3 separate regions of the Mus musculus genome follow, and all the other regions are linked to region 2. Evidence: chromatin loops called from intact Hi-C (ENCODE). Cell type or tissue: heart. All regions are shown on one strand.

Evidence for each region. A loop is a pair of places that touch in the nucleus more often than their neighbours do. Peaks named below come from ENCODE experiments on the same cell type or tissue, not always from the same donor. Only the 100,000 strongest peaks of a DNase experiment are listed, where the experiment ranks them.
Region 1: a loop joins it to region 2, with 1.9 times the contacts of the local background. A loop is called at or near these places in 2 of 42 quality-filtered maps.
Region 3: a loop joins it to region 2, with 2.1 times the contacts of the local background. A loop is called at or near these places in 4 of 42 quality-filtered maps.

Annotation. Positions count from the first base shown.
Region 1 is chr14:121,172,361-121,180,360 of GRCm38, forward strand. The region is part of intron 2 of Farp1 (FERM, RhoGEF (Arhgef) and pleckstrin domain protein 1 (chondrocyte-derived)); the gene reads left to right. Among named protein-coding and RNA genes, the nearest start is that of B930095G15Rik, 72 kb to the right of the region's middle. In heart, no CTCF peak of the experiment used is centred here; DNase peaks (open chromatin) are centred at 511 and 3,181; H3K27ac peaks cover 423 bases.
Region 2 is chr14:121,119,707-121,127,706 of GRCm38, forward strand. All of the region lies in intron 2 of Farp1 (FERM, RhoGEF (Arhgef) and pleckstrin domain protein 1 (chondrocyte-derived)), which reads left to right. Among named protein-coding and RNA genes, the nearest start is that of Farp1, 88 kb to the left of the region's middle. In heart, no CTCF peak of the experiment used is centred here; DNase peaks (open chromatin) are centred at 2,185 and 4,895; H3K27ac peaks cover 375 bases.
Region 3 is chr14:121,048,630-121,056,629 of GRCm38, forward strand. The region is part of intron 1 of Farp1 (FERM, RhoGEF (Arhgef) and pleckstrin domain protein 1 (chondrocyte-derived)); the gene reads left to right. Among named protein-coding and RNA genes, the nearest start is that of Farp1, 17 kb to the left of the region's middle. In heart, no CTCF peak of the experiment used is centred here; a DNase peak (open chromatin) is centred at 4,602; H3K4me3 peaks cover 841 bases; H3K27ac peaks cover 3,173 bases.

The sequences.
Region 1 (8,000 bases), 53 kb after region 2:
CATAGCGTACACACAGCACTTGCTGCCTTCCCTTCTGAGCTCCTGAGCTCCATTAAAGTGCTTGTAAACTGTAAAGCATTTCCCCACCCCACCCCCAGCAGCAAAGTGATTTAAATGACTTCAAATGATGCTGATTTAAATGATTTTTCAAACGATGGCTTTTAAATGACAGCAGATGAATCTCCATTTGTCACCCTCCTATGAGTCCAAGTCAGAATGAGGACCCTGGTGTGTCATTTATTATTTAGAGAACTGGCCAGTCGCCCTGCGGGTTGTTGCGGGTTCCCTATGAGGAGGGACTGAAATCCAGTCTTCCAGTCTCTCTTGCAGCACAATAAACCCACCGCAGTTAATTAGTGGATATGTTTGCCCGGGGCAGGAGTTCTGCAGGTCCAGAACCTTGTCCAAATAACGCCCTCCGACTTTCATTATGTGGACTTGCCGCTCTCAACAGCCATCTGTGCGTGGTTTTGTGAAGCAATTATGCTGCAGGTGTGTGATGGAGATGAAGTCATGGCTTAATTATTTGGTGAAACAGCAGGCATTTTGGACCGAGTTCTGGATGCATGCTCTTCCCAGGCTTTTGCTCAGACCAGTTAGTCGTTTGGAATTTCGAAACAACCTGGGGTGGAAAGAAAGACACTTACTGCAGCTGCAACCAGCTGTATACAATAATTTTAGCATGTCAGGCTGTTCTAATTTTAAATGGCTTCATAAGAAAAGCTTCCTGGTTCTCTCTCAAGTATTACCGGTACAGTGGGGAGGAAGATGGAGGGTGGTGTTTCTGAACTCTCTGGGATTTTAGCAAAATTGAGGTAATGTGTACAGCTAAAGGGGGCACCTGCCTTTGCCCAAATTCTCAAAGGGCTTCTGTATCCTGTCACCAAGCTCCAAGAAAGAGAATATTAAATGCTATTTTAGGTCCTGCTTGGTGGCACTCACCTGTAAGTTCAGGGTCATCCTTCCTTTCAGAGGGAGCTCACATGACCAGCCTGGGCTTCGTGAGACTCAGTATCCCAAAGAACAAGATAAGCAAGAATATTGTAATTGATGTTTAAATTTGGGTGTACAGTGTGGTGGCAAAGCTGAGACTGAACCCCAAAGCCTCACACATGCTGGGCACACACTGCCACCAAACTCTGCCCCTCCAGGGGGCCCCTGCATGGTCTTCCATCACTCTCTATGTTGTAGTAGGTCTCTACCAGGGTGGGTTTCTAGAGTAACCTGTAACCAGCTGGCCAATAGTTTACATGTAAAATTCTTTGCATTTATTTATTTGGGGTGACAGGTGACATGCCGTGGTGCATATGGAAGGCATAGGACAAGCTTTGTAAGTATGTCCTCTCTTTCCAACATCTGGGTCCTCAGGAATGGAACTCAGCTTGCCGTACTCCATGACAAAGGCCCCTCGCCTCTGCATCACCTGAGACCCAATGTGCATTGCAGCCTTGATGGATGAGCACAGTGGAGTGGCAGCTAATAAATCACAAGGCATATCTTAACCAAGGAAAACCAGCTTAGACTTCCCATGATGGCTGTGCAGGGCCGTGGACGGCTGTGCGAGGCTTGCGAAGGCCCTGAGCCCCACACAGGATAGCAGAGTGGTCCTGGTTGGGTAGGATTCTTGGTTTTGAGCACTATCATGTACACTAGGGATAGGAATTTTGTGAACATTCTCTCTCTAACTAAGCCTCCTACAATATTTTAATTTTTTAATTAAAATATTTTGGGGGTTCTGCATGCATGTATATATCCATGTTCACATATATGTGTGTGTGTGTGAGAGAGAGTATACATGCCCATACACACTTATGGAGGCCCTACCTAGGCTGGTGTCAGTTATCATCCCCTATCACTTTCTGTCTTATTGATTGAGGCAATGTTTCTCACCTGAACCCAGAGCTTGCCAGTACAGCTAGCCAGCTTGCTCTGTGGCCTCCCATCCCAGCCTAGCAAGCACTGGACTTCCACAAGCACACATACACACACACACACACCCTGCATGGGATGGGGATCAGCTTTGGGGATCTGAACTCTGTCTCACACCCACGTGTCAAGCACTTAATCCACTGAAGTAGCACAGTGGGAAGTCTGGTTATCCCTGGTTTACCTGGGAAAAGTGAAGAGGCCATGGCTTTTTCTTTGCCTTGCCTGGGGCCCCATGCCTCCGTGTCACTCTCTGTGTCCTCTACTGTGTGTTCTGATGATGTGGCTCCTTGCTCACACAGAGCCTGGCTCCCCCTGGGTGGTTTCTCTCCAGCACCTGCTTGTATGGTTTGGTGAGGACCAAGCCTTCAGTTGGACCCAGGGTGTCTTTCCTGTGTTCCAGCTGCTCTGTGCCCTGTCTGCCAGCCCTTGCCAGGAACACAGGAAGTCCTTGTTTGTGCTTACACTATGTGTTGACTGTTGTGGATCTTGGTCTAACGCTCGTATTATGTTAATTGTGTTCTCCCAAAATTGCCCAAGAATCTGCAGGTAAGATGCTGAGGGTCCCTGCCCCCAGTTGGTTTTGGTTGGTAGATAGACTTGCCGCTAGCCAATGGTTGGGCAGAGAGACAGACTTTAGGATTCCCAGGCAAAGAATGGAGGAAGAAGAAGAAGGTAGAGCTGCCATGCTGGGAAAGGAGTAAAGACCAGGCCTGAGAGGTGCAGGAGAGAGAGCACTTCAATCAAGCAAAACCCCTATCCCACCCCTTGCTGGGTCTAGGGTAGCAAAGATGGAATACAGATTTTAGTCAGTAATAACTCAGGAATATTGGAGGGCAGGCGTCAGCTATGTGGAGGTTTGGAAGTGGCCGAGCCATTGATCTGTTTAAGGCATATTTCAATATAAGACACTTTCTCTCTCTCTCTCTCTCTCTCTCTCTCTCTCTCTCTCTCTCTCTCCCTCCCTCCCCCCTGTGTGTGTGCGTGTGTGTGTGTGTGTGTGTGTGTGTGTGTGTCTTTCATTTGGGAACCCAGAACATTGGGGTGGCAGCAAGGAACCTGTGCCATTAATTGACAACTACAGCAGTTGACACTGCGCTCCTTCACGCAGACACTCGCTTCCTCCATGTTCTTACAAATCCCTTGGTTATGAAGCCTGTGCACTATACAGGAAGAGTTGAACACAGTACCCAGCATTGAGGGAGCCATGAGCAACAGGAAGGAGCGTTTGTCGTCCTATCAGATGGGCTCGGGTAATGATGTAGATGAGCTTCGGCAAGCTTCCTGACCGAATGTGGAAACAGGAAGTAATCCGTAAGTGAGCTGGGCTCTGCAGGCTCATAGCTGAGCAGAGCTGCAGAGTCTAAGTGGTGTCGCTGCACATGCAGGGGCATGCTGCAGAGAGCCCTCTACCTGGAGGGGCAGAAGGGTGGGAAGGATTTACACTGAGAGAGCCCTGGGCATTGCAGTCCCATGATGAAATAGTGATTATTAAAAAATAAAGCTATTAAATTGGTTTGAGTTCTGGCAAAGAAAGCATTGCATTCCCTGTGAAAGGAAACCTTTTGAGCTCATACAAACTTGAAAGAGGAAAAAAGTTCTGCCATGCAGAGGTAGTCATTGTGATAAGTTTTGGTGTCTATTTTTCTCTGCCTTAGACATCCTATTAATACTGACCTCGGCTGAATGCAGCCCTTCTCAATTCCATGTTTGCACAGCACCTCTGCCAGGCACAGAGAGCAAGTCGGTCCCCAGCCAGGAAACATGAAAGCATGCTCCAGCTGGCTCCATTTCAGAGATGGCGCCCAGCAGGTGAGGGTGAGAAGAGGGGCCTCTCACTGAAGTAACAGCTTTGACATTGTACATTCAAATTCTTTCTTCCCTGGCTTTGTCTGTTGAAGACTCGGAAGCCTTGAGCCTTGCTCACAGAGTTATGATCCTGAGTAGCAGAATAACTGCTAAAGGTGAACAACATTTTGACAAAATGGTCTGAACCCGAAAGAACTACGTGAAAGCCTTTGCTCCAGTGATACACTTGCGAGTTTGACTTCAGAAGTTTTCAGTTATGCAATCTAGGACCAACCTTGCTCTTGCCTCCTTCCCTACTTTCCTGCCACACTAGGTCTTAGAGGTGAGAGGAGGGTTGGCTATGCTGTTGGCCTCAGCTGGCTTTGTAGCCTGTGGATGGCATCAGGCTTGCCCCTGCGTTGTTTGCTGGCCGCATTTGCTCAGAGTCCTGAACCAAAGGCGTGGAACCACTGCCTTTCCAGTCACGGAGGAGTTGAGTCCGTACACTGAGTTTTCATGGCTGCTCTGGAAGCAGTGGAAGGAGGCAGGCAGGTGCTTTGGACCCTGTTGTTATGTAGCACACAGGATGTGTGTGTCAGGTGCTTTTCAAATAGGTTGACTTCTAAGGATGTGTCCTGTTCGACAGCACTGTGTCTGTGAGCATACACGTGCGTTCTAAACATGGAGAACACTCTGGAATTCTTCAGTGCCCCTTCTCCAGGTAGATCCCTTAGTAATCTTATCATTTAGCTGAAGAGTAGGCTGAAGCACTTCCCATTTCGCCATTTCTTTGAAAGGCACTGTTGATCACTTAAGTCCTGAGGAGAGACGCCAATACTGTCGTCTTGCACTAGTATTTCCGACTTCTGTGTTCAATGACCTTAGAAAGCTACTGTTGTAGGGAGTCTGTTAGTGCCTCCTAAGTGACAGCCCTTGACCTGTCTTCCCATACCTGAGATCACAGTTCTGAAGTTGGTGTGTATACCAGTAGTCTGCACCTTGGTGCCATCTTGCACTGAGGGGATACTTAGCAACGCCTGGAAACCATTTTGGTCTTCTAGTGACATCTGGTAGGAAGACCCTACAGTGTGTAACACAGTTGGCCACCGAGAACCACAGACCCCAGAAGTCAGCAATATGGAGATGACACTGACCCCAGGCTAGAGGGAGCTGGGGTAGGCAGTAGTAGCTCCAACCACCTAAATGCACTTCCTTTCCTCTGCTGGGCGTGCAGGGTTTTCTCTGCCTTGTGCATCAATCCTAACACCATTTACTGTATTAATGGAACCTGCAGGAAGGTGATGGCTTCATGAGGCGAGGTTGCCGCAGTGGGCCTAGGCCAAAGCCCAATCTCATTGTGAGGTGGTATGTTTCCAAGGCAGGTTAGTATGTGGCCCATTTTCCTCTCTTGTTTTAGTGTTTTCCTGGTATTTGTTGGTCTTTGACAGTGAGGTCCTACCACATTGTTGGTAAACATGAACCATCATTTAACCTCTCTAGGGTCAAAAGCCTAAGGGAGCTGGGGAACCAGAGAAGGTGACTGGAGCTCTCTTGCCTTAAGCAAGCCCAGCAGTGACACGTACAGGGATAATAATTGCTCCTGAAGAGCAGGTGTTGGGCCTTGGAGATCTCTCAGTGGGTGAAGCTCTCGCTGCTTTGTAAGCACAAAGACTGGGTTTGGATCCCTGGGCATGCGCCCATCTGCGGTCTCCATGTTCCTTCTCTAAGATGAGAGGAGGCAACAGAAGAGATCTCAGAAGCACGTGGGTGTGGCCCGCTGGTGTGGTGTGGGCAGCATGGACCCGGAGGTCATCCTCTGTTCTCCACAAGCACTCCGTGACACACTCATGCACTGTGCCTGCCACACAGACAAGCATGAGCACACACAGAAAGATATAAAAAAAGAAACAGATGTTTTTATTGTTTGTTTATTCCCAGGTACACACGCACTCACGCAGTTGGCTGCATGTGGCCCAGACCTCTCTACAAAGCACAAAGGAAGGCCGTCCTCCAAGCAGGGGGCAGGGTAGAGAGAGGAAGCCTGGAGCAACCTCATTAATTAGAGTGACCGGATTTTACAAACCAGACAGATCTGCAGGGCTATGGCCATTAATATTCACAGGCAATTCCTTTTACTTACTGCTGGATTGCTTTTAAGGAGGACTTGTTGTAGAAACACCTTAAGTTTGACCCTTTACGCAGACCCACCCCCCAACCTTCCTTACCTCCCCTGTAGTGAGGAAGGAAGTAGAGAGTCACTTTCTCTGAGTCAAACGCCACACCTTGGCAGAAAAATCCCGACAGCCATGTGACTGTTACTCTCCTTGACTAGAAAGCCATGATTAAGTCTAATGAGGACAAGAAGAGGAATTAGCCTTCACCATTGGAGATGCCATGGCCTGTACCTAGGTGTGGGATGAAGCTGCCACTGTGGGAGGATCCGAATCTCACTCATTCCTTCATCTTCCCCTTTGTTTCATCTCCTATCTCTTTTGCCATCCTCGGTCCTGAAGCATTGAGGATCTGAAAGACAAAGACGGTCAGCAGTCCTCCCTCCGAGGGCAAGGCACCCTGTGTGGCACAGATGAGCGCCATGGTAGCCCTTCCTGATGGTGATCAGTCTTCTGAGTGCTAGTTACCATATCCCTCCATCCATGAACACACCCACAGCCTCCATGTTAGAGAATTTTTCCCTGGAGCATAGTGAACGTGCAGAGGAGAGGCAAGCTGGAGAGGCTTAGATTCCATCACCGAGAAAATGAAATCCAGTTGTCAGTTAAGGGATACTTGAGGGGATGGGGTCGAGGTGATATTACCCCTTGGCCAGGGAGAGCAGCCCGGGCAGGTGGGCAGATCTCTGTAGCTATTTTTCTGGGCATGACTGGTATCTGTCTCAGGACAGAACCAGGTGCGAGGCAAGCCCCAGTGTGAAGATCCTTGGTCCCAGGAACAGAGTTGGGATCTGGATTCTTCTAACTTGTAGGTGGCGGTGGGTGGGTCCTGGGAGAGTCTTCCTGACTGTGCTTTGTGGGGAACAGGGCCTCGGGTTGTAAAGGGGATTCACAGTGATGTTTATATGTTTATATGGGTTGGACCTGCTCAGTGTCCCGAACCCTCAGAAGCACGGTAAGGGAGAGAAGCTTTGAGATCTCAACGAGATGGTTGCCCAAATGAGGCCTATGTAAAGACAACACTAGTTGACATGCCAGTACCCATGAGGGAAGATGCCAACCCTAGGTAAAAGGCTACGATCAGTGGCTGCTGAGAGAGTGAGTATTAGTCTTCTGTGGGCATGGACCTCCAGATAGGTTATCCAGGCATAGTGCTCTGCCTTACACATATGCACATATGAGCAACACTAAAGGGACCCAGCTGGTCATATCTGTATATACATAGGTATACTGTATGTAAGTTATTTTTTTTAAAGGTCTTGATTTTTTTTTTTTTTTTGGTTTTTTGAGACAGGGTTTCTCTGTGCAGTCCTGGCTGTCCTGGACTCACTTTGTAGACCAGGCTGGCCTCGAACTCAGAAATCCACCTGCCTCTGCCTCCCTAGTGCTGGGATTAAAGGTGTGCACCACCACGCCTGGCTCAAAGGTCTTGAATTTGAAAAAGAGTGGGGAGTCACTGGGCATGTGGGAGCAGAGAAAGGGATGGAGAAATTGAAGGATATGATATAAGCACTGCACTCTTGTATGGGATTCTAAAACACAAGGTAATAACACTTTTAAGGGAATCAGATGTGAACGAGTCCTGTTGGTTGGCTGTTTTAGTAGGAAGTATTCTTAGAAACCCCTGAGATGTAGAGGCCAAAGGCAGACAGGTAGTTATCTGGGCCTCAGGAGGGAATAGTAGTATGTTCAGAATGGCCCAGGGCCAACAAATATCTTTGCACCTGGCCTCGGGGGGGTGGGGGGATGGGGAGGTGGGGGAGGGTGGGAGGAGGTGGGAGGGGGTGGGGGGTGCTTGAACTACTTTCAAAAAATAATTGTGTATATCCAGTGATTGCACTTTACAGAGCATAGAGTGTTCTCCAGTAAAGCTGTTAATATTGTACTTTGAATGTTGTTTTGGGGCTCATGGAAAGGGTGGAAGACCTCCAGGAAGGGTTATATGGGGTGAGGTCATTGCTTATGCTCATTCTGGTTTGGAGACAAATGTTTGAGGATGGAACCCTTAGGACTTGGAGTTGGGATTTGTTTTGTTGTTGTCTGTATATAGTAACAGGCTTCATTCAGATTTTCCTTCACCCTCCTCTTCCACCCTCTCCCGGTCCTCCCCTCCCT
Region 2 (8,000 bases):
GAATACAATTCCCCTGGAGGCCATGGACTTCAGATCCCCTGGACCTGGCTTTACAGACTGTTATTTACCGTCTGTAAACATGTGTGGCTGGGAACTGAACTCAAGTCCTCTGGAGGATCAGCAAGCACCCTTAACCACTGAGCATCTCTCCAACCTGACATTTTGAGTTTTTAAGAGGTATTTTAACATTTTTTTTCAACTCTAAAAATTACTGCTACCTGCGGAATCATCTGGGATGCTGACGTCTTGTGTCCAAAGAAACGGAGGAACTGCGTGTGCCAGTGCTTTGCACTGTGGGCCCGCTCCGCCGTTTCTCCCCAGCAGAGCAGCCCATGTGGCTCAGGGAGTTTTGGAAAGTTCTCATGTTTCCCCTGCAACAAGTAGAAGGTGATCATTTCGGGGAAATGAGCTGTTCTTTTCTAGCCGTGTGTAAATCATCTGCCTTCTGGTGAGGATCTCTTTCCCCGCTCGGGAGAAGCGGGATATAAGACTTTGGTTTTCATCCTTCAAGCCTGCCTTGGTACCAGCATCCTGGCTGAGTCCTGCAGCTGGATTTCCTCAGCAGGGCATCAGTGCTCAGTGAACATTACCCACTAGTTCCTCTCACCTCCCTGCTTCTCCTTGGTGCTTAGACTAGAATCAGTTCTTAGAAACTGTGGGTGGAACCAGGAGCAGTACCTTGGTAAAGTAAGAGGCTATGTGTGGGTATTAAACCAGAAAGGGAAGAGACTTGACCATAGAGAGAAAAAAAACACAGGGATAGATGGAGGTCTCTAGGCATTCTTGACCAGAAAGACCAGATCCTTAGAGGACACACTGGTGTAAGAAAAAGGGGGTTCACTCTAGAGGAGGGAAAGTCAGCTGTGAGGGCGTGATTGCTTGTTGCTTACCACCCTCACGCTCTTAAAATCAGGTTTTGTTTTGTTTTTAAGAGACACAGACCTTCTACTGCACTGACTTTTAAATATGATTCAGTAACACCCTTCTTTAAAAATTTTGTTTATTTATTTAATGTGCATTGGTGTTTTGACTGTATGTATGTCTGTGTGAGGGTGTCAGATCCCCTGGAACAGGAGTTACAGCCAGTTGTGAGCTGTTAGGTAGGTGCTGGGAATCGAACCCAGGTCCTCTGGAAGAGCAGCCAGTACCTTTAATCTCTGAGCTGTCTCTCCAGCCCCCTCATTCGAGACTCTTAATTATGGAAAGGAGAAGCTATTTGTAGTTCCATCATTCTGAGGTAATTATTGTAAGAATTTGATGTATGTTCATGCCATTCTTTTGGAAAAATTTCTTCCTTCAAATACAATACTCTCCCTTCCCACAGCAGAATGGACATTCTCTGTATCAGACTGCGCAGCCCATGCATGTAAATGTGTGCATGTCTCTGTGGATTCTTTTCATTACCAACATATTATAGACATCTTTCCAGATCCCTAGATAGCAATCTAATTCTCGTTAATAGCTACATAGTAACTCATAGTTTAGAGAAGCCATAATTTATTCAATTTATTTTCTGTTGATAGACATTTGAGATATTTCCAGGTTTTCATGCCAGCACAAAACAGCCATGTATATAAATTCTTATCAGCTAATCCTTTCATTTCTCTAGGGTGAGTTCACCCACATTCATTTGCTCAAGAGCCTGTATAGTTTTATAGGCAATCTTTAGAGAACAGATATTTTCTATATTATTATGAGCATAATATAACCACAAACTCAATCGATGCCATGGGCATGGAAGATCTCCTGACGAATTTAGGAGCCACAATGTTAGTAAAATACTAGGAAGTTTGAGTCCATGCTTGTGAGCCAGTATTCAGGAGCCAGACATAGGAGGATTGTGAGTTCAAAGCCAGCCTGGACTATATAGCAAGTCTCTGTCTGAGAAACAAAACCAAAAGGAATGCTCCTTCCCCCAAACTACAGATAAGGAGCATGTTTTGAAAACACATGAAGAAGACCGATCCATGAGTGCAGGGAAGGTACAGAAGGAAGTCAGGGGAGCTTTCAGATCAGAATGATAAAGTAAATTAAGTGTCTGTGTGGGAGACAGTAGTTAATTTTAAAAAGCTTAATGTTTTTGGCCATGCCAAAAAGAGCAAACAAGAGCAGATGGAAGTGACTTAAACAGGATGAAGACTAATGGCCAAAGTCCAGCAGCAGCAGATGCTCAACTGGACAGTGAACCACTAAAGCCATCTCACGAAAGCCAGCCAGCTTTATGACCATTCTCCAGTGAGCTGACAGTCACTGTTAACGCCAAGGGTTTGACTTCCTTAATAAGAAATGCAAAGACCAAATTATTTGTATTTTCAAAGCTATTTACATACCTAAAAAAAAAAAGAAATCTTTTCCATCGTTTAGGAAGCAAAAATAATTTGCAAAAGTGCCTAAAGGAAATAAATAAAAATCAGTTGTCATGCATACTTGGGATGATCGTACAGATGTGAGAAATTTCAAAGTTGAAACAGATAATTAGGAATGAATTTAGCCAGAGAGGTGCGTGTCTGATGAGACGGATGCTGTGAGACTGTGTGGGAGATGGTGCATTAAGGACTGGTTACCGGTATGGCTCAGTGAGTAGCGTTCTGGCTGTGCAGCCAGACGGCCTGAGTTCTGTCCCTGGGACACACATGGTGGAGGAGAGAACCCACTCCCACAGGCCGTCTTTCTTAATTATTGTGTATGTGAGCAGTATCTATTAGGTGGAGGTCAGAGGTCAGCTTGTGGGAAGTCCGTTCTTACCGCAGGAATTGAACTCAGGCATCAGGCTTGGTGATAAGCATCTTTAACTGCTGAGCCATCTTGTTAGCCCACAAGTCATCTTTTAATTTCCACAGACATCATGGTGCTGTCCCAAGACACACACACACACACACACACACACACACACACACTGTGTAAAAACGTTAAAAAGAATTCACGAGAAGACCTAGACAATGGAAAGTGAATCCCACAAAGGGTAACATGTACTAACACTCCCCTCGAGGGGAATTATATACACATTAATGCTTTTATCAACAGAGTACTACTCATTGGGAGTCTGAGAGAAGACAGGGAACTAGAAAGGAATAGTTTGAAGTTCCTGGGAAGGAAGGCATGTAAACACTGAAGGTGTTTCTGAGACTTGTGAGGTGGGTGGGCCCTCCTCTTCAGTTGGCTCAGCCTCAGAGCCAGTAAGTTAGATACACAGGCATCAGGGCAGAAATAGAGTGGCTGGGAGCTAATGTAGAAGATGTATTAAAGCCAAGTGTGAGGGCACACACCTTTAATCTCAGCACCCAGGAGGCAGAAGCAGGATCTATTTACACAGCCTTGGGGCCCTATAGGAAATTTCTTGGCTATAAGGAAAAGCTATAGTATGCAGTCATTCGTTTAGTGCTTTGCCTGTGAGAGGCCCCTGTGGGTTGAGCCTAATTGAACTGTTCCTCCCCAAACACCCCACACAGGGTTTAGTTAGGACGTGTAGTTGGGGGTGGAGGGGGAGGGGTAGGATAGTGGAGTGGGGGGGGAGTGGGGTGGGTGGAGGAATGGGGTAGTAAGTTGTTGTTGGTGGTGAGTGCTGATCAGCTTATAGCTATAATAATTACTACTAAATTTGCCATAAATGCCCCTTTTCATGTCAGTGAAGCACTTGGCTGGGAAGTTGCAGAATTGGGTGGGATTTGAGCCCTTACATTTACCTTGTCTTACGGGTCCCATGAGTCGCTAGCAAGCCACAGCAGCACGGGGGGGGGGAGGGGGGGGGAGCAGACGGAGAGGGGTGGAGCTGAAGATGGGAATGAGTTTTGGTTTAGTAATGAGTACGGGGGCCTAGATAGCTCAGTCAGTGTCTGTAATGCCATAGTGCCAGCATGAGAATCTGAGTTTGGTTCCCAGAACCCACTCTGGAAAGCCCTGAGTGCTGGTCTGTTCTTGCCATACCGTTCAGGGGAGGTGGAGACAGACAGACCCCCCCTGGGGCTCTGGCAAGCCAGTCCAGCTTAATCTGTGAGTTCCAGGCTAGTGTGAGGTCCAGTCTCAAAGAATAAGGCTGAGCCAGTGAGATGGATGTCACAGCAGGGAGAGGGGCTTGCAACCAAGCTTCAAGATCCATGTTCAGTCCTTGAAACCCATGGAGGGGAAGAAGACTGAATCCCCTAAAGTACAAGGCAACAACAAAAAATATGTGCTTGTGCACACACATGCACGTCACACACCTCACACAGAAAGTAATGTAATAAAAATCAGTTCTATTAAGTTTTTCTTTTTGATGTATCTTATGTGCATGGATGCTTTGCCTGCATGTATGCATGTATAGCACATCTGTACCTGTGTGTGTGTAGAGGTCAGATGAGGATGTTAGATCCTCTGGCACTGACTCATGGGCAGTGACTTGTAAGTCACCGTGTGGGTGCTGGGAACTGAGCCGCAAACTGAGGGGCCCCAGAAGATCGGTGCGTATCTTTAACTGCTGAGCCATCTCTCCTGCCCTGGGTCCTTTGTTTGTTTGTTGTTGTTGTTTTTAAGGTGAAACAGCACTTGAGGTTGTCCTCTGGCCTATAGATCTACGCATGCACACATGCACCTGCACACACAGAGCGAGTAACTATTGTCCACCACCGGCTTCTTCCAGGCACCACTGACCCCTCATTGCCTTTCTTCACAGCCTCTCTTCACACCAGCACCATCTCTGCTCTCGGGCTGAAGCAAGCTCATGCATGCTCTCCCCTTCTTACACAGTAGACTTCCCAGCACCTGGGGCTAACCTCCTACATCCAGCACCCATTTCCAGGCTGGTTCTGACTGAAACAAGGGAGGACCCCTTCTGTGTGTCTGCTTGTTCTTCAAGTCCAGTTACCCTACTGGATGCTGTTACACCGCCCTAGGGAGACTTCTTTGGGGGATGGGCGGACAAGGGTGGAGTGGCTGAAACAGGCCCAACAGAGGAGCGTGTCTGATAACACGTGTCCTTTTTGCAATTCGCAGAGTAAGGGAAGTATGAGTGTGTAGCCATACTTACTTGATCCTCTGTTTTAAAAATGTGAGTCCTAATTACTTGGCAGTCTTCCTTCAAAATAACAAGAAGTTGTAATTTTAGTTGCATGCGATGGGTGAGACTCAGGCTGTGTGGGATTCCAGAGGAATGTGACTCCGGGGAGGGAGAAGTCAGAACACGAGTTTGTTTCTTGGGGTTGTGGGGGTGGGAGTGGGGGTGTGTGGGATGGGGGCTGGCTCTCCTGTTCAGATTTGTGTGTTGGGGTTGAGAGACTTTGTCTCCTTTCTGAACAGAAAGAGATGGCCAAGCTTGAGGTCTCTCAGCAGTCAGCTTTAGGGCCCTGGTCCCTGGCATCCCACCCCTTGGACCCTTCCTCATGCCTTCCTGTGGTAGCTGCACCCATTGTCTACCAGTTCTTGGGGAGCCACTTCTAGTTTAGGGAGCACACAGGGTTTCCCTGTGCGCGCGCGCACGCGTGCGTGCGTGTGTGTGTGTGTGTGTGTGTGTGTGTGTGTGTGTGTGTGTGTTTGTGTGTGGTCCTGGTTTTTTGACAGAGGTAGACTTTACCTGTTTTTCTCTTAAAACAGAAGGTCGCCTTGAAGGTGGGGCTGTTTCCCCTCATTTGTCTTGGGAGAGGGGGGGCCTAACAACTGCACATAGCAGCATGGTACACAAGCAGTTGTATTCAGGGCAAATCAGAGCTCCAAAGACCTGGTGTCCAGTTTGATATTCTGAATTTTGGGGTGATGCTAGACACAAAGAAGTCTATGACCAGGCGAAGAAGAGACTTCTAGGACTGCAGGACTTCAGGAGGAGCTCATCCTTTTCTGTGTAGAAACCTGGGCATGGAACGAATGCTAACTTGAGCCGGCCATTTTGCTCTCACCCCCTGGAGGAGGAGGACTTGGTGCTTGGGGCCTGGGGTGCTTTAAAGCTGAGGTCATCTAGCTCTGCACCTTTGGGATTTGCCAGCATGGCATAATGAGCTGAGAAAGCCTGTCTTTGTGATTCCTGGAAAGAAGCGGAGAGCAGTCATGGCTGGTTTGTGGGCAGTGCTTCTGCTTGGGCCTTCTTGCTCTTGTGGCTGGAGATTTGAGTTTGTGGGCGGGTCTTCATTTTGGATCTTCTTGCTCTTGTGTGATTGGAGTTTGTGGGAGGGGCTTCCACTTTGGTCTTCTTGCTCCTGTTGGTTGGTGATTGTAATTTGTGGGCGGGGCTTCCTCTTGGACCTTCTTGCTCCAGTGTTCCCTCTCCTTCACAGCTTCTCTGCTTCTCCCTAAGCCCTTAGCACCTTGGGGCTGCTGGTCTGAAGATTTTTTTCAATAGTTTCCCCCATATAATGAGAATCTCTGCAATTCCCAGCAGTGCCTCTGTAGACCTTATCCTGCCGAGTTGGACCTTTGCTTTCAACAGTAGTTGAAAACATTATTATATGATTATGCCTAGGCTTGGAGTGTAGCACTGTGGTCAGGTACTTGCCTGGTATGCATGAGGTACCCAGCACCCCTAAAAACAACATGTTTTATATATATAATATCATTAGAAGATATGTTATCTGCCCTCCCCCGTCCCATATTGTTAGTAGATTTTGGTACTAAACTTGTTCATAGTAGCTAGTCTGATATCTGCTGGGACTATGAAACTCCACATCTTTAGAGTCAATTGGAGATGGCAGCCACCACGAATAGAATGGAGGCATTGTCCATTGTGGGCTGTGAGGAAAATCCGCCACATGGATTTCTTCTTCTATGGATGTGTTCATAGTTGGCCTGTTCAGAAAGTCACCTGAGAGCTGGTTAGAAAGAAATGCAAACCCTTGGACTCCACCCCAAACCACTAGAATCCAACTCCTTGGGAGTGGGGCCAAGCACAGTCTGTTTGGAGAGGCTGATGGAAGGATGCTGTTCACATAACATCAGAAGTACTCGTGTGTAAGCAGAAGATGCAAATTAGAGCCATTGTTATGAATGAAGATGCTTATAATCTGTTAGCGCTCAAAACATTTCCGAAGGAGTGGAGGAAGTGCTGAGAGAATATACAATTTATATTTCTTCTCATGGTAGAAGCTTATTATTTTGGATTTTCTCTTAATTCACAAGTTTTCATCGGGAAGCGCGCTCTCAAGTGTATACATGCTCGTGTGCTTAACTGCGAGGTGGAAGGATTTGCTACCAGTGAACACACTGTATAAAGATGGTGTTGAAAATACCATCAAGCAACAGCACATACATAATGTGCTCATGGATGCTGCTTGCCTGTAAAAGGTGGCTTTGGGCAGCTCCTCTTGGTTGACAGTGTTTGGTCAGAACTGTGGCTTGCTGGGAACAGCAGACCGGCACGGTTTTGGTGATAACACATGAGCCTAGCCATTCTCATCCTTCTCTTCTCACCAGGATTCCCTTGATGCCTGGATCTGATAACTCTGTCCCTTAGCGGGACACTGAGTGTTGCCGCAGAGATAGGATAGAGAGGGTAAAACAGTATGTCCTAACTCCCTCTCTCTCTCCAGGTTTTGGAACCTGTAGTTGGAATAAACAAGGCTGTTCTGTCTCTAAGCACAACAGGTCCCAATAGGCTCTTGGATTCCTTCTTAAGAACTCGGTCTCTCTCCCATTCTGCCAGCTCACCCACCAAAAAGTGACTCACATGCTCAGAGATCATCCCGTTTGATAGAACAGTCGTGGAGACCACTGCGTGCATCTGGTTCGTAACGAAGGGATTATGTGTTAGGTACGACGCAACGTTTACAGCAGTCCTTCAATGCTCTTATTTCCTATTTTCTGAGGTGCTGGAGATTGGACTCGGGGTCTTGTGCATGACCACAGAGCAACACTCCAGCACTCCTTCCACGCAAACACTCTTAAACTTTTTAGTTTGAGACAGCATCTCACTAAGCTGCCCAGGCAGGCCTTGATTTAGGGAGAGTCTTGCCTCAGCCTCCCAACCATCAGAGGTTCCAGGCCTTTGCACAAGATCTGGCTTCAGGCCTCAGGATATCAATGAAAGGCAGTGCTTACTTTTT
Region 3 (8,000 bases), 71 kb before region 2:
AACCCAGAGTCTCATGTATTCCAGGCACACACCCCAAGGTGGTCTACATCCCAGCTCCTGCATCTGGGCTCTTTACCAGCCTCACTTTAGGAGGAATATGCATGGGGTATGATACAATAAGAGCTCCTACCTCTAGAATAAGACGACAAGCGGTGATTGTTAGGGAGATGATGGAGTCCCGAGATACAAATGATGGGTTTGAATAACTTGCCTATGAAGGTTTGTAAAACCAGCACTATAAAAAGAAAAGATTTGAAAAATCAAGAGAGCCCTCAGGTGATTTAAAGAGTGGATATATTGTGGGGTATATAGTGGGTGCATGCCTTTAGTCTTAGCACTTAGGAGGCATAGGCAGAAAGATCTCTGGGTTTGAGGCTAGTTTGGTCTATATACAGTTTTCCAGGCTAGCTAGGATGATATAGTATACTGGCTAGTTTTGTGTCAACTTGACACAGCTGGAGTTATCACAGAATAAGGAGCTTCAGTTGGGGAAATGCCTCCATGAGATCCAGCTGTAAGGCATTTTCTCAATTAGTGATCAAGGGGGAAAGGCCCCTTATGGGTGGTGCCATCTCTGGGCTGGTAGTCTTGGTTCTATAAGAGAGCAGGCTGAGCAAGCCAGGGGAAGCAAGCTAGTAAAGAACATCCCTTCATGGCCTCTGCATCAGCTCCTGCTTCCTGACCTGCTTGAGTTCCAGTCCTGACTTCCTTGGTGATGAACAGCAGTATGGAAGTGTAAGCTGAATAAACCCTTTCTTCCCCAACTTGCTTCTTGGTCATGATGTTTGTGCAGGAATAGAAACCCTGACATAGTTTAAAAAAAAAAAAACTTCAAAAAATATATATAAGGGCTACATCAATGGCTCAGTGGTTAAGAGTATATTGCTGTTATAGAGGCTTTTTTAAAAAATTGAAGTATGTATACATATATAAAGTATATATATTTAAAATTAATGGGGACTCTTCTCTAAATTAATATTATCAGAGTGACTTTTGTCTCATTAAGTGTACAGTGCTGTCCCAAACTGTTGGTTAATCTCCCATTCACTGTATTCTGGTCATTTCCAGAATATCTTGCACTAAGTCACAGCACAGCTTTTTGAGACGAGCCTCTCGGAACTGGCATAGCGTCTGGGAGAAACTGCTAGGTCTAGTAAGGGTCTAAGCTTGCTTCGCTTTTCTTGTGGTCATTTCTGGTGTCATGACATGGAGCAGCAGGATGTGTCTGACCATCCACCTGCTGAAGGGCATTGGGTTGTTTCCAGTGGGGCAGTTCTGAGTGTTTCCTGTAAACGCAGAGCTACCGTGAATGCAAACATTAGTGTTGACGTCTCATGAGCAAATATCTACTAGTCCTTGACAGCATTTAGTACTGCCAGCGCTGTTTTTAAGCCATTTTCAGTGGTGTGTAGTAGTATCCTAAGATGGTTATTAGTTAGGTTTTTTTCTTTCTTTTTTTTTTTTTTTGAGACAGGGTTTCTTTGCGAAGCACTGTAGACCATGCTTGCCTCAAACTCACAGAGATCTGTGTCTTACTTAGGCTTTCACTGCTGTGAACAGACACCATGGCCAAGATAATGTTTATAAGGACAATATCTAATTGGGGTTGGCTTACAGTTTTAGAGGTTCAATCCAGTATCATCAAGGAGAGAGCATGGCAGCATCCAGGCAGGAGTGGTGCAGGAGGAGCTGAGAGTTCTACATCTACAGCTTGAGTTTGTCATCTCAAGGCTGCTAGAAGACTGGCTTCCAGGCAGCAAAGATGAGGGTCTTAAAGCCCACGTCTATAGTGATACACTTCCTCCAGCAGGGCCACACCTCCTAATATTGCCACTCCCTGGGCACCACCCTGCCTCTTGAGTGGTGGGGTTGAAGGCATGCACCACCACCTCCCAGTTATTTTTAAAACCAAAAATACAGAGGAAATAAGTTTTAAAGGGGCTTCTCTGGAGCAATGCCTTAGTTTCCTGGTGTGTGTAGCAGAGAAGCCTCTTGGAGCAGCTGCTTGGTGGTTGCATGGAGGGCCCTAAAAGCTATGTAGAAGCAGAGTCCAGACTGTATCTCTGTCAGCAGGAAATACATGTAAGTCAGTCCTGAGGGTGCTTAGGGGAGTATAGGATAATTTTCTTGACTGACTTGGTAAGCTCCTACATAAATTTTCAGTGCTAATCAAATTATCAAGAAGCTGTAAGATGGGTAGCTGTGGAGAAGAGGCATGGGGGCGGAGCTGAGCTGTGGTGGCAGAGCTGTGAGGGGCAGAGCTGTGGGGACTGTTTATGGCCCTGTGACAACTTTGAGGGGTTGAAAGCAGTAGTAAAAAGCCGGACAGTGGTGGTGCACGCCTTTAATCCCAGCACTTGGGAGGCAGAGGCAGGCAGATTTCTGAGTCCGAGGCCAGCCTGGTCTACAAAGTGAGTTCCAGGACAGCCAGGGATACACAGAGAAACCCTGTCTCGAAAACCCAAAAAAAAAAAAAAAAAAAAAAAAAAAAAAGCAGTAAAAGCAGTAGTAAATAGCCCTCTGTGGTATTTGTGGGTTAGGACTCTGGGATCTGGGCGTGGCTTTTGGACAGCCTTGAGTTCTGACTCAAATGTTTGCAATAAAGATGTCAGCTAGGACTGTAAGATCCCTTTCCAAGGAACAAATCTCAAGGGGGCTCCATGGGCAGGGTGGTCATTACCACAAGGTGGTAGATAGGAGCTCGTGGTGGAGCAAAGCCCTGATAGGAACTGTTGTGACATTTGTGAGCTAGTCTTGGAAGACCCAAACTGCCATTTTCTCAGCGTGCTTGGTCATAGGGCCAGCCACAATGCAATGGGAGGTGACAGAGTGTGGCGCCAAGAGGTGAGACCCAGTGGGTGCAATCATGGAAACTGGCTTCCATACACCTGAGGGATCACAGATTCAAACGCTGACTCAGCCCTCTGAATGTCCCTGTGGTCCTGTGGAGATAGAAAATTTTCATTTCTGAGTGGCAGTTTTTAACCCGTACTAAAAAAAGTAGTCTATTTAATACTGTACACTGCAGTAAGACTCACGGGTTCTAAATAACTTGTGGCGTCTTTGTGATCAGTATTTTTATTTTTTAGTATTTATTTTGTTTGTTTTGTGTTTTTGAGACAAGGTTTCACTATGTAGCCTTTACTGGTCTGGAACCACTGAAAAATTTTGAAGACTTGGGCTTCTTGGAGAGGTCCTCATCTCACCTTAGAGGGCTGGGCTGAGCCATCAAGTGTGATGACATACTTTTGCATATGGAGGGAGCATGGTATTGCAAACTTATCCCTCTGTACCATTGGAACTGACATCCCTCCTCCTCCTCCTCCTCCTCCTCCTCCTCCTTCTCCTCCTCCTGTTCCTCCTCCTTCTCCTTCTCCTCCTCCTGCTCCTCCTCCTCCTCTTCCTCCTCCTGCTCCTCCTCCTTCTCCTTCTCCTCCTCCTCCTCCTGCTCCTCCTCCTCCTGCTCCTCCTGCTCCTCCTCCTCCTCCTCCTCCTGCTCCTCCTTCTCCTCCTCCTCCTCCTCCTCCTCCTTCTCCTCCTCCTGCTCCTCCTCCTTCTCCTCCTCCTGCTCCTCCTCCTCCTCCTCTTCCTCCTCCTGCTCCTCCTCCTTCTCCTCCTCCTCCTCCTCCTCCTCCTCCTCCTCCTTCTCCTCCTTCTTCCTCTTGTTCAAGCATGCTTGGGGGAGGGGTAGAGTCTTCGTCAGGTGGTTAGGTCAAGGAATTCTCTGTGTGGCTTGGAAATTGAGGGGTGTAAAATTTCCATCCATGAAGTGGGATGTGCCGACTTCTGAGGTGGAGAGTGATCCCTAAGTCTGAAGCGGGGGCTCAGGTACATCCAGAATAGCAATTCCCAAGTCACACTGTGTCTCCCTAAGTAAGAACATGAGATCCAGAGCTGAGCGGTAAGATGACACCCTTGTGTCACCACACCTGGCTCTGTTGTTCGAGATAGGGTCTCCTTATGTAGCCTGGGCTGGCCTCAACTCTGTCATCCTCCTGCCTCAGCTTCCTAAATTGCTGGGATTGCAGGTGTGTGTTACCACACCAGACTCAGTTATTTCTTTTTAAATGCAAAACCAATAAAGCCACTGTGAAATGATTAAAAAGATGAAGTAATCAGGCAGGGTGCACAGTCGCACCGAGCTCTGAGCCCAGACTGCTTTCTCCTTCCTGCCTGCCTTATTTAACTTCTTTCCTTAAAGTTTTAAAAATAGATGATGTCTCTTTTTATTTTTTATTTTTATGAGTAGCTTTAGGTTCACAGAGGAATGGAGCAGAAGTTAGTTCCCATATCTGCTCTCCACCTCCTTATTATAAACATCCTGCACTCTCCTTAATTAATTTTTTTTACAGTGTTTCCTTTTTCAGTTATAATCTAGTCTACATACGTTTTGTGGCTTTCTTTCCCCCAGTAATCTTGCTTCAGTAATCCTTAAACCAACACGATTAAGGTCAAAGGTCTCTTCAGGTCATTTCCTGTTGACCTTTACTCAGAGGAATTTGGCTGTGTTCATGTGATGGGGAGGGTGGCTTGCTTTGTGATATTTATCCTGTAGAGATTCCCAGGGTGAGTTTAGAAGCGCTGAGGGCCCTGGAGGGCTTGGCCCCTCCCATCTCTTTTATCCTTGGCTTCTTTCCCCTCAGAAGCTTTTGGTGGTGGGGTGGGGGTTGGGTTTCACTTTCTGTCAAGAGTTCTGCCTTCTCTGAAGTTAAGAGTCCAAGCAGGAATGTTTTTTCAGCAGTCTTAAATGTGAAAGCTTGCCTAGGTCAGAGCCATGCCTGACCAATGCTCTTGTGGGCTCTGCCTGCTCGCCCGCCGGTGGGTGGGGGTGGGAGTGGGTATGGCTGGGCAGCTTTGGGCATGGGGACTGCTCTCTCAGAGGTGTCAGCAAGTGTATCTTCCCTGTGTTCTAGGAGATGGTATACTACCTTTTGTGCATTAGAAGGAAAAAGAACCCCAAGTCTCTCAGACCTGAGCTGATCTCCTAGCTGCTTGGCCACAGTTCATGAAAGCCTTGGATGTGGTGTCTTACTGGTGGCGGCAGATCTGCATTTATTCATGCTCTAAACCTTCCCAGTGTGTGTGTGTGTGTGTGTGTGTGTGTGTGTGTCTGTCTGTCTGTCCATGTGTGTGTCTGTGTGCTGTGCGTGCTTCTGACATGTTTCTCTTAATGGCAGATGCCAGGTTGGTGTCTGGCAAAGTTAGGAGTGCTTTAGCAATGCTCTTGCAGGCTGGGAGAGCTTAAAAACAAACCCCCTTTCAGACCGAGAAGAAGAAAATGCTTGTTTGGTGCTATGATATCATACATTAGTAACTTAGAAATTAAACTTAGCGTGACCTCTCTAAACACCAATGATTATGGTCTTTGGCTTAATTCAGAGTAAATTGCCAGATTGTGGGCTACTTTCATGAGTCATTCTGCTGCAGGAGCCCCAGTAGGTACCCAGGTAGGGAATGGCACCTTCAGAACATTGAAATTAATAGGTAGGCAGGAGGGCCAGAGAGCTCAGGGAATCAGTGAGTGTGTGTGCGTGTGTGTTCGAGTGTGTGCATGTGTGTGCATGTATGTGCGTGTGCATGCATGTGCCAGTTGGCTGGCCAGATAGAAGAGTTTGTTGGAGCCACATTGAGCACCTGGACTGTGTCTGCCTGGCAGGCGCTGGGCAGTGTTTCTGGAACTCATTTGTGGGAGAGGAGTTGGGAGCCCTTTTTTTTCTAGATGGAAAGATTGGGGCGTCTGGATACCTTCTGCAGATGTGCACAAGAAAAGATGTGGTTATCCTTGAATGAATCTGGAGGTTTAAGACTTGTACTTTGTATTTGATTAAACAACAAAGTATCACATCTGTGGCTGCCTGCTTGTGTCCGACCTCCTGCTGTGGACTCTCTGAAAGCTTTATTGCTCTTTTAGAGAACTTAGATTTTTGTTTAATAGGAAACAAGCTCCCACCAAACAGTTTTATGTCCTTTCTCTGCGCTCTGACCATTTGTCTGAGAGGAAGGAGTCTAGAGCTATGATCTGGGCCAGGGGCTTGTCAGAATTGTCCCCAGTGCAGGACGCTATTATTGCTTCCTTGCTGCCCTGGGTCTCAAAAGTACTAGAAACTTGGTATCCTTGAAAGTGTTAGTGTTGGGGTTTGTTTTAGAGTTTTTCTTTAAAATTTTGCAGTTCTATAATTTGGCATGCATTGTGTGTGTGTGTGTGTGTGTGTGTGTGTGTGTGTGTTTGCTGAGTGTGTGGAAGGTCAGGTGACAACCTGTGTGTTGGTCTTCACCTTCTCCTTGAGAGTCTCTTGATTTTAACATGGTGTATGTCATGCTAGTCCACAAGCTTCCAAGGGTTCTCCTGTCCCCACCTCCTGTCTGCTGTAGGAACTCAGGGATTATAGATACCACGCGTCTGCTTTTGTGAGCATCGTGGGGTTTAAGCTCTGGTCTACACACTTGTGTGGCAAGTACTTTTACCCGTGGAATTATCACCCCAGTCCCAAGGAAATAAAACATTTTTTAGAAGAAAAAAATGTGTTCATAGTGCCATGGAGAAAAGGTTTGATGAAAGTAAAGATACGCATGGTGAGTGGACTTGAGAAAGGACATGTCTTCCCAAGCGTGCATTCTTACCATTCTTTTGCCATTCTTACCCATGAGGACAAGCCCAGTAGCATTTACTGTGGTACTCACCCATCTTTCAAAACTATCCTTCTAGGACTGGCAATATAGCTCAGGAGAAAACCGTCACAGTTGCATGTGTGTACACACACACACACACACACACACACACACACAGAGAGTAAATGTAGAACATCAGAAATATCTATCCAGAAGTGGATCATGTACAGATGTTAACAAAATTGGTTGCTCAACCTATTTTTACATTGGGCCTTGCTGTCCTATGGCTAATATGTTCAGGAAATTGCTTCATGTTCTGGAATACATTTCTTTGACATTTTTGTTTGTGTGAGACACACTGTGTGTGTGTGTGTGTCTGTGCACGTGGAGACCGAAGGTCACTGTCAGGTGTCTTCTTCCTCTATCACTTTCTAACTTTCCTTTGGAGCAGGTTTCTCACTGACCCCACGTGGAGATCACGGTTTGGCTAGACCCGCTGTTGAGAAAGACCCAGAGATGCCCTGGTCTCCACTTTCCCAGTGCTAGGGTTACAGCTGCAGTATGCTAGGGTTGCAGCTGCAGTATGCTAGGGTTGCAGCTGCAGTATGCTAGGGTTGCAGCTCAGGTCTTCAGGCTTACAGTTTTCAGACCCCCTCCCCCATTCCTCTGGTTTTGGGGGATTTTGTTTGCCTGTTTAATGTGCTGGGGGATGGATGCTTAGAACCTCCCTACCACAGAGCCGCCTTCAGAACCTCTCTCTCCTTTGTATGAGCAGGTAAAAGAGCAACACCATTAAATGATAGGCAAATGCCTGTTAATGTTAACAAGTCTGTTGTGTGGAATCGTCAGCTGATAAGAACAAAGTGGCATCGATATCCTTGATACTCTGAAAATGCGGTGGGACACCCCAGAAGCAAGGTCAGGGCCAGAGGGTCTGTTGCAGGTTTTTGTTTTCTTTCCCCAAGCCAAATTGTATCCAGCTTAGTAAAAATACTTTTCATAGACAGTCACATTGGAGGCAGGACCTGGCAAACAACCACTGACCATCTACAAGTGCTTCTGGCCTCCTGTCTTGTACAGGGTACCCGATCCCAAAGCCACCATACGCTCCAGCACGTTGGCTGCTTTGAACAAGGGCAGGCGAGGGCTGGCACCTCACCTCCAGGAGCTGTGAGCAGCTTCTCACGAGTCTACCCCAACATTCAGAGAGGGAAAGGAAGGTGGCAGGATTCTCAGTCTGAAGATAGAGTGGAGAAAGGGAACCATGTCCTAGAGGTGTGACTGCAAAGCCCAGATGTCATGCTGGGAGGTTGGGTTCCAGCAGGGCTTGGTGTGTGTGTGTCGTATGTGTGTGCATGTGTATGTGTGTGTATATATGTGTGTCTGTGTAT